2 separate regions of the Homo sapiens genome follow, and region 2 is linked to region 1. Evidence: read pairs that join two places in POLR2A ChIA-PET (ENCODE). Cell type or tissue: GM12878. All regions are shown on one strand. Links, peaks and the distances in the headings refer to the core of each region. The heading gives the core; the rest is flanking DNA.

What was found. ChIA-PET counts read pairs that join two places held together with the same protein. Peaks named below come from ENCODE experiments on the same cell type or tissue, not always from the same donor. Only the 100,000 strongest peaks of a DNase experiment are listed, where the experiment ranks them.
Region 2: POLR2A ChIA-PET joins it to region 1 with 7 read pairs; 2 of 35 experiments call an interaction of 5 or more read pairs at or near these places.

Annotation. Positions count from the first base shown.
Region 1 is chr16:75,215,984-75,222,455 of GRCh38, reverse strand. CTRB1 (chymotrypsinogen B1) reads right to left here and starts at 3,468. Exons shown (of 7, transcript NM_001906.6): 1 at 3,397-3,468. The coding sequence starts at 3,448. RefSeq lists an enhancer at 3,851-3,930. In GM12878, for the core only: no CTCF peak of the experiment used is centred there; no DNase peak of the experiment used is centred there; H3K27ac peaks cover 511 bases.
Region 2 is chr16:75,572,912-75,578,083 of GRCh38, reverse strand. GABARAPL2 (GABA type A receptor associated protein like 2) reads right to left here. Exons shown (of 4, transcript NM_007285.7): 4 at 203-805. The coding sequence ends at 715. Among named protein-coding and RNA genes, the nearest start is that of GABARAPL2, 9.1 kb to the right of the region's middle. RefSeq lists a silencer at 1,561-1,640. In GM12878, for the core only: no CTCF peak of the experiment used is centred there; no DNase peak of the experiment used is centred there; H3K27ac peaks cover 2,192 bases.

The DNA.
Region 1 (6,472 bases), core at 991-4,990:
TTCCTTGCCGTGTGACCCTAGACCGGGCAGGGCAGCACTCAGGCCTTGGTGTCCTCAGCTATAAAAAGGGCAGCAGAACCACGTGAGCTCCACTGGCCCACGTGCCTTTGTTAGACTGGTGGCGAGAGGGGAAGTGGGAAGAAAATCTGATAACCCCAAGTCCACCAGGAATCTGGGGCTCTGACAATTTGCAGACGGGAGAGTGAAATGGCACCGTGGACCCTGGGTGGGCAGGTTGAATTCCACAATTTCAGGAAACATTGTGTAAAGTTTGGGTTTCTCTTTTTTTTTTTTCCAGTTAGGGTCTTGCTCTGTCACCCTGGCTGGAGTGCCGTGGTGTCATCATGGCCCACTGCAACCTCAAATTCCTTTTTTTTTTTTTTTTTTTTTTCTTTTTGAGACAGTCTTGCTCTGTTGCCCAGGCTGGAGTACAGTGGCACAATCTTGGCTCACTGCAAGCTCCGCCTCCTGGGTTCACGCCATTCTCCTGCCTCAGCCTCCCGAGTAGCTGGGACTACAGGTGCCCGCCACCAAGCCCAGCTAATTTTTGTATTTTTAGTAGAGACGGGGTTTCACCGTGTTAGCCAGGATGGTCTCGATCTCCTGACCTTGTGATCCACCCGCCTCGGCCTCCCAAAGTGCTGGGATTACAGGCGTGAGCCACCGTGCCCAGCCTTGCAACCTCAAATTCCCGGGCTGAAGCAATCCTATTGCCTTGATCTCCCAACATGCTGAGATCACAGGCATGAGCCCCCATATATCCGGTCTTGGTTTCTTATTTAATAAAACTGGACTTTGGCCAGCACAGTGGCTCACGCCTGTAATCCTAACACTTTGAGAGGCCAAGCGGGGTGGATCACCTGAGGTTGGGAATTTAAGACCAGCCTGGCCAACATAGTAAAACCCCATCTCTACTAAAAATACAAAAATTAGCCGGGCATGGTGGCACAGGCCTACAATCCCAGCTACTTGGGAGGCTGAGGCAGGAGAATCGCTTGAACCTGGGGGACAGAGGTTGCAGTAAGCTGAGATCGTGCCACTGCACTCCAGCCTGGGTGACAGAGCCAAACTCCATCTCAAGAAAAAATCAAAACAAACACAGCTGGACTTTACTTCCACACCATAAAATGGCACATTGGAAGCAGAAAACAAAACAATGAAAATAGTCAGGTGTTCCACACACGCCCACCATGCCTCTGCTATGTCAGGACCAGATTCTCGACTCCTGTGCGCGGGCCAACCCAACAAACTGGGCTTTACATTTGAGCACACCCGCGTCCCTCAGACCAGCTGTCCCCTTCTGGGGTCATATTCGCCTGCTTACAAGGCAGCCCCTGCGTCTCCTGCCCACAGGAACACAGGCAGGCAAGGTGCCTCCCTGACGTTTCAGAGCATCAAAAACTGGTATTGTAATAGCAAAAAAATGAGAAAGAGCACGTTGGAAGGCCGAGGCAGGTGGATCACAAGGTCAGGAGTTCAAGACCAGCCTGGCCAATATGATGAAACCCTGTCTCTACTAAAAATACAAAAATTAGCTGGGGTGGTGGCTCATGCCTGTAGTTCCAGCTACTCAGGAGGCTGAGGCAGGAGAAATGCTTGAACCTGGGAGGTGGAGGTTGCAGTGAGCCGAAATCATGCCACTGCACTCCAGCCAGGGCGACAAGTGTGAAACTCCATCTAAAAAAATAAATAAATAAATAAGAGAACTAGATGGTGGCATACTCACACAACAGAGCACGCATTATAAAAATGCAGGTGAATGAGCTGAAACTCCACGTCAACATGCAGGAAGTGAGAAGATTTGAGTAGGGAAAAAGCACATTGTTGTAGAATGGAGGTAGAATGGAGTATTAGTTACATCAGCCAGGCACAGTGGCTCACACCTGTAATCCAGCACCCTGGGAGGTTGAGGTGAGCAGATCACTCGAGCACAGGATTTCGAGACCAGCCTGGACAACATAATAAGACCCCAGGTCGGGCATGGGGGCTCACGCCTGTAATCCCATCACTTTGGGAGGCTGAGGTGGGCGGATCACTGGAGGTTAGGAGTTCAAGACCAGCCTGACCAATATGGTGAAACCCCATCTCTATTAAAAATACAAAAATTAGCCAGGTGTGGTGATGCATGCCTGTAATCCCAGCTACTCAGTAGGCTGAGGCAGGAGAAATGCTTGAACCCAGGAGGCGGAGGTTGCAGTGAGCCAAGATCACGCCACTGCACTCCAGCCTGGGTGACAAGAGTGAAACTCTGTCTCAAAGAAAAGAAAAAAAAATAACAAAAAAAACCTCCATCTCTACAAAACAAAACAAGTTTTTAAACTTAGCGTGCCTGTAGCGCCAGCTACTCGGGAGGCTATAGTGGGAGGATCACTCGAGCCCTTGAGTTTGAGGCTGCAAACTCACACTACTGCACTCCAGCCTGGGTGACAGAGTGAGACCCTGTCTCAAAACCAAAACCAAAACCAAAACCAAAAACAGGATAGAATACCGTTCCATTGATGTAACCTTTTTGAAACCTTATGTATAGATGTATAAAAATATGTAGTACAATTGTATAAGCTCACACTGCAATTATTCATAGAAAGTTCAGAATCAAGCTCACATTCCAGAGAGGGAAGGAGGGAGAAAAGGGAAGCCTGAGTACAATCTGTTTTAGAAATATCTGAAGCAAATGTGCAAAAAGATTTGCTGAATTCTGACAGTAGATACAAGGATGTCATATTCTTTTCTGTATTTTCTTTTACTATTTCTCTTTTAAAAAATAGAAAACACGGCTGGGCACAGTAGCTCATGCCTGTAATCCCAGCACTTTGGGAGGCCGAGGCGGGGGCATCACCTGAGGTCAGGAGTTCAAGACCAGCCTGGCCAACGTGGTGAAAGCCCGTCTCTACTAAAAATTAGCCAGGGTTGGTGGTCCATGCCTGTAGTCCCAGCTGCTCGGGAAGCTGAGGCAGGAAGATCATTTGAACCCAGGAGATGGAGGTTGCAGTAAGTGGAGATTGCACCATTGCACTCCAGCCTCGGCAATAGGAGTGAAATTCTGTCTCGAAAAAAAAAAAAGAAAGAAAGGAAGAAAATGCTTGACAAGTACCCAGCACAATAAAAACCCCGGTGGAGGCCTTGGGAGGTCTCCTGGGGCCACACCTTACCCTGCACAAGGCACCCCCACCCCAGCCACTTCTGGAGCCTCAGACCATGGCAGAGACCAGCATCGTCCTTCCCACTCCTGGAGCAGGTTGTGTGGGCTCAGAAAGCCCCAGAATGCACCCTCTCCTGAGCCCTCAGGTTACCTGTGCTGGGGATGAGGCCCCAGGGGGCAGAGCAGGGGACTCAGATCCCCCTCTCAGCCAGGCTCAGGGCTCCCTCAGGACAGACCCCTCGGGCACCAGCACTCACCAAAGGCGGCCCCCACAAGGGAGAAGCAGGAGAGGAGCCAGAGGGAAGCCATGCCGCTGCCTCAGAAGGTGTGGGGCCTGCCAGCTGCGGGGCCCCTTTTACCACCTTGGGGGGGCAGGGAGCCCAGCCCCCCCCGCTCCCCCAGCCAGGGAGGCCTGAGCCCACCCTCCCTGTTACCCAGGGACCTTGGGCAATAAGTGGAGACAGAGCCCCGCCTGGCTCTCTACCAGACAACCCCAGTCCCTGGGAAAGGGGCAGCTGCGCTGACATCACCGGTCAGCCTTGGGGACATGATCCCACAGAGCCAGCTGTGAGCTGCAGTATCCCTGCCAGGAGACGGCACCAGGCTCTTCTGTTCCCAGAGGGGAAGTGGAGGCAGTTCCACCCCAGGGCTCGTGGAGGACCAGCTGCTGTCATGGAACCAGGTCTCCGGGAACTCAGGCTCTCAGTGAAGGGTGTTTCCGCCTAACACTGTCCTAGAAGCAAAGGGTGACTCAGGGCATCGTGGATTCTCCAGAGTGTCACTGCAAGTCACCAGTGAAGCCAAGCCACTTCTGACTGTGGCGAGGGTCTGGGTGACAAGGACCAACCCGCTGGTGGCCGTAACAGGTGGGCAAAGCCACTGACACGCGTCCCACCTGTGCTGTAGAACCCAACAGAATTCACTTTTTCTGCAATGACTCATGATATAAGGAACTAATCATTTCATAAAGTTTCAGTTTCTTACAAAATGGAACTTGGATTCCGCACCATAAAATGACACAGAAAACAAACTTTTTAAGATGGAGTCTCACTCTGTCACCCAGGCCGGAGTGCAGTGGCGCAATTTCAGCTCACTGCAGCCTCCTCTTCCCGGGTTCAACTGATTCTCCTGCCTCAGCCTCCCAAGTAGCTGGGATTACAGGTGCCCACCACACCCAGCTATTTTTTTTTTTTTTTGAGATGGGGTCTTGCTCTGCTGCCTAGGCTGGAGTGCAGTGGCACAATCTTGGCTCACTGCAGCCTCCACCTCCCAGGTTCAAGCAATTCTCCCACCTCAGCCTCTTGAGTAGCTGGGATTACAGGCATAGCACCAAACCTGGCTAATTTTTATATTTTTAGTAGAGACGGGGTTTCACCATGTTGGCCAGGCTGGTCCCAAACTCCTGATCTCGGGTGATCCACCTTCCTCGGCCTCCCAAAGTGCTGGGATTACAGGCGTTAGCCACCGCACTTGGCCAATTGTTGTATTTTTAGTAGAGACAGGGTTTTACCACGTTGGCCAGGCTCCTCTTGAGCTCCCGGCCTCAGGTGATCCTGTGGCCTTGGCCTCCTAAAGTGCTGAAATTACAGGCGTGAGTCACTGCGCCTGTCTGAAAATAAATTTTGAGGAAGCAGAAAAACTTTTTTCATTGTCACAAAACAAGGAGGAAAGACAGGTGTGGGTGACAGGTCGGTGACTGGGCAGAAAGTGAAGGCCAAGGGATCCTCAGCACCCTGTGGGCAGATATTCAGGGGACAGAGCCCGCAGCATCCCTGCCCTTATGGGCCTGAGACGCTCATGACAGACACACACGACACAGATGAGCATGTAATATAGTGACCACAGTCACCTGGGGCAAGGCTGGACAGGACAGGCTGTACTGCATTTCCGGACGATGAGGGTATGAAAGTAAGACACAGTGGGTGGATGGTGTTTCCATGGAAGGCCTTGGGCTCTGTGGTCAGCGGGCCAGGTCACCTTGGCATTTAGAATATCCCCTCCCCACTCCCACCGCTGCTGGAGAATGCACAACTATAAAGCAAAACTAAACTTATATACTAAAGAGAAAATTTCAAAAGTTCACATCACCATGTTACCCTTTTTTTTTCTTTTTCCCCTGAGACAGAGTCTTGCTCTGTCGCCTAGGCTGGAGTGCAGGGGTGTGACCTCAGCTCACTGCAACCTTTGCCTCCCAGGTTGAAGCGATTCTCCTGCCTCAGTCCCCCCAAGTAGCTGGGATTACAGGCGTCTGCCACCATGCCCAGCTAATTTTTGTATTTTTAGTAGAGATGGGGTTTTGCCATGTTGGCCAGGATGATCTCCAACTCCTGACCTCAAGCGATCCAGCCACCTCGGCCTCCGAAAGTGCTGGGATTACAGGCGTGAGCCAGCACACCAGGCTGATAGCTACAATTTAAAGAAACAGAAAATAACAAGTGTGGGATGTGGAAAAACTGGAACCCTCATACATTGCTGCTGGGAATGTAAAATGGTGAAGCTGCTATGCAAACAGTTCGGCATGGCTGGGCACAGTGGCTCACGCCTGGAATCTTGGCACTGTGGGAGGCCAAGGTGGGAGGATCACTTAAGCCAAGGAGTCCAACACCAGCCTGGGCAACAAAGTGAGACCCCATCTCTACAAAAAAATTTAAAAAAAACAACATTAGCTGGGCATGGTGGCGTGGTGGCATAGTCCCGGCTACTCAAGAGGATGAAGTAGGAGGATAACTTGAGCCTGGGAGATCGAGGCTGCAGTGAGCCGAGATCCAGCCTAGGCAGCGGAGCAAGGCCTTGTCTCAAAAAAAAGAGTAAAAAGAAGTGCAAAGAAAACAGTTTGGCAATTCCACAAAATAAACAGAGTTACCTCATGACCTGACAATTCCACTCCCCCTAAATAAAAGGACTTAAGCAGACACTCGCACACCAGTGTTCACAGCAGCACTATTCCCAACAGCCAAAAGACAGAAATCACCCCTGTTGTTCATCAGCAGAGGAATGAGTAAGACATGAGCTCTCCACAGGACTATTATTCAGTCATAAGAAGGAATGAAGCAGGCCTGGTGTGGGGGCTCACACCTGTAATCCCTGCACTGTGGGAGGCCAGGAGTTTGAGGACCAGCCTTGGCAACAAACACCCCGTCTCTACAAAAATTTTTTTCTTAAATCAGCTGGGTGTGGTGGTATGTGCCTGTGGTCCCAGCTACATGGGAGTCTGAGGCAGGAAGATCGCTTGAGCGCAGGTGGTCAAGGCTGAAGTGAGCTGTGTCTGTGCCACTGCATTCCAGCCTGGGCAACAGGGCGAGACCCTGTCTCAAACACAAACACAAAAACAAA
Region 2 (5,172 bases), core at 1,173-5,172, 360 kb before region 1:
TTTGTATTGTCCCGATACCTCAAACATGTGAACATATTAGTTATTCAAAACAATGTCTCTCCTCATGACCCTGGCCATGGCTTCCCGACCCAGGATGTGCGGCCATGACCTCCACAAGCCCTCTTCCTGGTCTGGCAGATGTAGGAGCCACTTCTCTGGCCCATCCAAATGCGGGTGAATAAAGGACATGGCCACAGTACAATGCCTTTATAAGAGAATTTTTATTGTTAATTATTTACCTTAATAGTTTCAGAAAGAGGAACAAATTAGCTCAGTCCAACATGATTGGCAGTTGGCATATTCTAGTGAAGCAAGTGTTCTGACTGCTAAGGATTTAATTTGGATAATTTTAATACTTAGCCATCTAACACTTCAAGCATAACCCAGAATAAATGCATCACCTTCCCTTTCACTTTAATACCGCACCTACCTCACTTCGATATAGAAATATCATTCAATATGATTTCCAGAAGGACAAGTTTCCTGGAGAATACAGGCATGAGGACAATGCACAAAAAGAAAAACTCAAAATAAAACTCTGTATGATAATTTACTAGTCTAAGGAAACAAAACCTTCCAATATATTAAGAAATAAATCCAGTTACAAATGCACTAATAGGTCTATGTGAAGAGGTTCTGGTATAATAACTGAAAATGGCTGGCTATTTACAAGATACACAAGCAGTTACGGTGCACCTAGCCCAGCAATGGCCCTCAGAAGCCAAAAGTGTTCTCTCCGCTGTAGGCCACATATAAGAATCCATCTTCATCTTTTTCCTTCTCGTAAAGCTGTCCCATAGTTAGGCTTGAAAGAGAAAAACAAAAACGTCATTGAAAATTGGAGTCCAGGTTTCAGGAGAAAAAGGATGGCCTGAGGACAGGAATTTAGTAAGACTTCAGGTGTCAGTACCTGCTGTGTGCTTATAATCCTGTTTTAAAGCAAGAGAAAGGAGCCATAAAAAGATTAAAATAAATGAAGTCTGCAGAAGGCAAAGCCATTTGACATCCTCCCAAGTAAATCCTTTAAAGCAGCCAGCTCCTTCAGGGGGCTTTGGCTGGCTAACACATGGATGCCTCTTAAATGCCAAGGACAAGGGAAGAAACTAAGCAAAATGAAGAACCTGAAAGGCTCACCTCTGTGTGGGTAAAGGACCCTAGCAAAGAAGAGTAGTTTGGGTTCATTCTCATGGAATCTCCCCAGCTAAACCGCTGTGCCCCAGGGTGCCCACATGGTGTATCAACATCATCAAAGAGAAGTTATTTTCCTCACACTTAATGCAAAAAGCTCTAAATGTATCTGGGATCCAAAGAAGCCTGCCCAACCTCCCAAAGAACCCTCCAAAAATAGATACTCTTCAAACTAAACGTGTGTGGGTAGAAAAGCTGGCTTTCCCTAAGCAGTAAAACAGACTGCGCAGTGGAGACCTAATCTAGTTCTGTGCCATGAAACTGAGTTGGACCAGCTCCAGAGTAAGACTAGTAACACCTGGATCCCTATGCAAGCTCTGCCCCGTGACTGTACTCTCTGAGATGAGAGGAAGTGCAAATGTGTTAAGACCATGAGTGAAGGGATCAACCAGAAACAGTGGTAAGATGCTCAGTCTGAGACATCTGAGGTCACTAGCCCAGATAGGTAAGTCACAACAGATCCTTAAAAGGGGAACTCATAAACCAAGAGCCAGTGGGGAAGATAAGGAGTCCAAGGCCTCAACCTGAGGAAACAGTGACTGCCCCACTTGCTGCTTTGCTCCTCAAGGGCTGAGTGGAACCTCCATGTAAACATGGACAAATACCACATTTATGAAGGGGGAGGTTTTGAGTTTTTTTCCTGTTCTTCCTGCCCCATTTGCAAGCTTAGCTCGGATGGCTGTGTGGGTAGATGAGAATTATTAAGTAACAATGTGGGGGAGGTCTGAATTTGAATATGAAAGAACCTGTCATCAGCATCTTGTACAATAAAAACGGTGCTCCCTGTGAGGACCTCTTAGCCTGGAATTTGTAAAATAAGGACTCCCTGGAACAGAACTGTTCAATAGAAATCTCTGCTCTGATTGAAATGTCCTGTATCACTGCCACAGCAGCCACTAGCTACATTCAGCACTTGAAAGTCTGGCTCGTGTGAATTGGGATGTGCAGTGTAAAACATAAACAAGGCTTCAGACTTAGTATGAAAATGCAGCAAAATAGCTCAATTTTGATTACATGTTGAAATGATAAAATTATGGATATACTGGGTCAAATAAAATATATTAAGTGGATCACCTGAGGTCGGGAGTTCAAGACCAGCCTGACCAACATAGTGAAACCCTGTCTCTACTAAAAATACAAAAGTAAGCCGGGCGCGGTGGCTCACACCTGTAATCCCAGCAGTTTGGGAGGCCGAGGCGGGTGGATCACAAGGTCAGGAGATTGAGACCATCCTGGCTAACAACGGTGAAACCCCGTCTCTACTAAAAAATACAAAAAATTAGCTGGGCGTGGTGGCGGGCACCTGTGGTCCCAGCTATTCAGGAGGCTGAGGCAGGAGAATGGCGTGAGCCTGGGAGGCGGAGCTTGCAGTGAGCCGAGATCGTGCCACTGCACTCCAGCCTGGGCGACAGAGCGAGACTCTGTCAAAAAAAGTATCCAGGCATGGTAGTGCACGCCTGTCATCCCAGCTACTCGGGAAGCTGAGGCCGGAGAATCGCTTTAACCTGGGAGGTGGAGGTTGCAGTGAGCCAAGATCGTGCCATTGTACTGCAGCCTGGGCAACAAGAGCAAAACTCTGTCTCAAAAAAAAAAAAATTAATTTCAACTGTTTTTATTTTTTTAATGTGGCTACTAGAAAATTCTTAAATTACATATGTGGCTTGCATCCATTTCTACTGACAGCACTGCCCCAGAACAAGACTTAGGGGGCAGTGGGTAGAGGGAGGAACAACGCCTGCAGCCGTGGGTCTCAGCCTTGGCTGCACATCAGAATCTTACTTTAAAGAGAGCTTTAAAAACATCTCTGTGCCCAAGCCCTACCCCAGACCAATGAAATCATCACTATGTTTTGTTTTGTTTTGTAAAGACAGAGTCTTGCTCTGTCGCTTGGGCTGGAGTACAGTAGCAGGATCTCGGTTCACTGCAACCTCCACCTTCCGGTTCAAACAAGTCTCATGTCTTAGCCTCCCAAGTAGCTGGGATTACAGGTGCATGCCACCACGCCTGGCTAATTTGTTTTTGTTTTTGTTTTTAGTAGAGGTGGGATTTCACCATGTTGGCCAGGCTGGTCTTGAACTCCTGACCTCAGGTGAGCCACCGTGTCCGGCCTCATCAGTATATTTTTAAATGCCAAAAATGATTCCATATGCAGCCAGGTTGCAAAGGGAAATGCCTGACCTTTTGTTGGGGGGGAGAAGGGAGGGTCATCTTTAAAAGCTATGTGATTAGGAAGTAGAGTGACAAGCCAGGAAGTGAAATGACAAGCCAGAAACTAGCAGAAGGGCTTGAACATGTAGCTGAGTCTCCCAAGATTTTTACCCTGGTGGTTGAGAATGCCCAGAGAGTAACCCCATTTTTCTCTGAAACTCCTCAGAATGAGGCTAATGGGAAAACAACTACAGCTACTGCCACAACTCTTTACCCCATTTGTCCAAGTGTCCAGGGTGATCTTGATGACAACTGTCGTAACATCTCCCCGCTGCCACTACCAGATGGGTTTAGATGCAGTAGCAGACATTGTGTGCAATTCAGAGTCGCCCCATAGTGTCTCTGTCAAGTTTGGTTCCAAACAGACTAAGTTCTGCTCTTTTCCTAGCAAGTTAGAAGCCCTAGTACAATGATTCTAAATCCCGCTGCTACATTAGAAACATTTGAAGAGCTTCGTAAACACCAGCAGCCCACCCCCGGGCCTGTGTATGCTATCCAGGGTGAACAATAACCACTGGACCGCTACTGTTGAAGGCAGGTCGTGAGACTCTGAGCCCTGACTCTTGGCAGGACAGGAGGCCCACAATCATGTGGCTTTCATTCCTTTCTGGCTTTAGATTCCATTGTCTTTTAAGTAAAACTTGGGTTCATTAATTTGTTTAAGCAGTGCCCTAGTAGCTACAGAAGCTGATAGTAAAAATCCTAACTATAATGGCAACACATGTGCCAAGCACTGCTTATACATTACATGTATTAACTCTTTATCCTCAAAACAATCTCATGAGGTAGATGGTACCATAATCCATAGTTCCTAGATAGGAAAACTGAGGCACAGAGATTCTAAATTCACTCCAGGTCACAAAACTAGGAGACCACCAAGCTTTGCTGCCTCCAAGTGATTAGACAGCTAGATCTGCTCTGATGACCTAACATTAGAGTCCTTGTACCTTCTGCAGAGATCTTCCTTAGAACAGTGCTTCTCATACAAATGTTGGTACCAACCATCGGAACATCAAGCTCCCAGGTAAGGCGACTGCTGCCAGTCTCTGCATCACATGCTGAGTAGCAAGGTCTTAGGGCTCTCTCCTTCCCATCTTGTAATTTGACAGTTAGATGCCTCAGTGCGTAAGAACTTAAGAATCCAACAATTTCTCCTTTTCTGACACACAACCTCATGTGGAAACTTAGTTGGCAGTAGCACTGTGTCCTTATAGTCAGGATACCCCTTGGGCAAGGAACTTGGTAACTGAATGCTCAATGCTGAACATGCACCTAATTTTGAGGCTTCACTGGGTGCCATGAAGCAAGACTGATTTGAAAACAGCACTTACGGGATCTGACTGCATACATGCAGAGTCAGAATAATTTGGCCTGCAGCCAAAATGAGCTGGGCCACAAACAGACTTAAAAAAAATTAACTCATTTTTGTAAAGTCCCATTAAATGGATATGCAAATGGAAGTGCAGGGAGACAAAATGTGACCCTTGCTAGCAGAGAGTCTATTAGCAGAAGGCTGGTGTGTCAGTTTGGGACACATTCCATAAACCTCTGAGAAGTTAAACTTCCCCCTCAGAATTTGGAGGCCTGAGCTATACACAGCACTGAGCAGGCCACTGCTAGGATGCCTGAGGATCCTGCAGCACAGAGGCAGCTCTAATGCATCTATCCAGCTAAGCTGCACAGGCTTGCTGGATGCCCTGACAACTCGCAAGTAGCACTGCAGCTCCAAGGCTTGCTGCCTAAGTTGCTGGGAGGTGGCTGTAGAGAACACCTGAA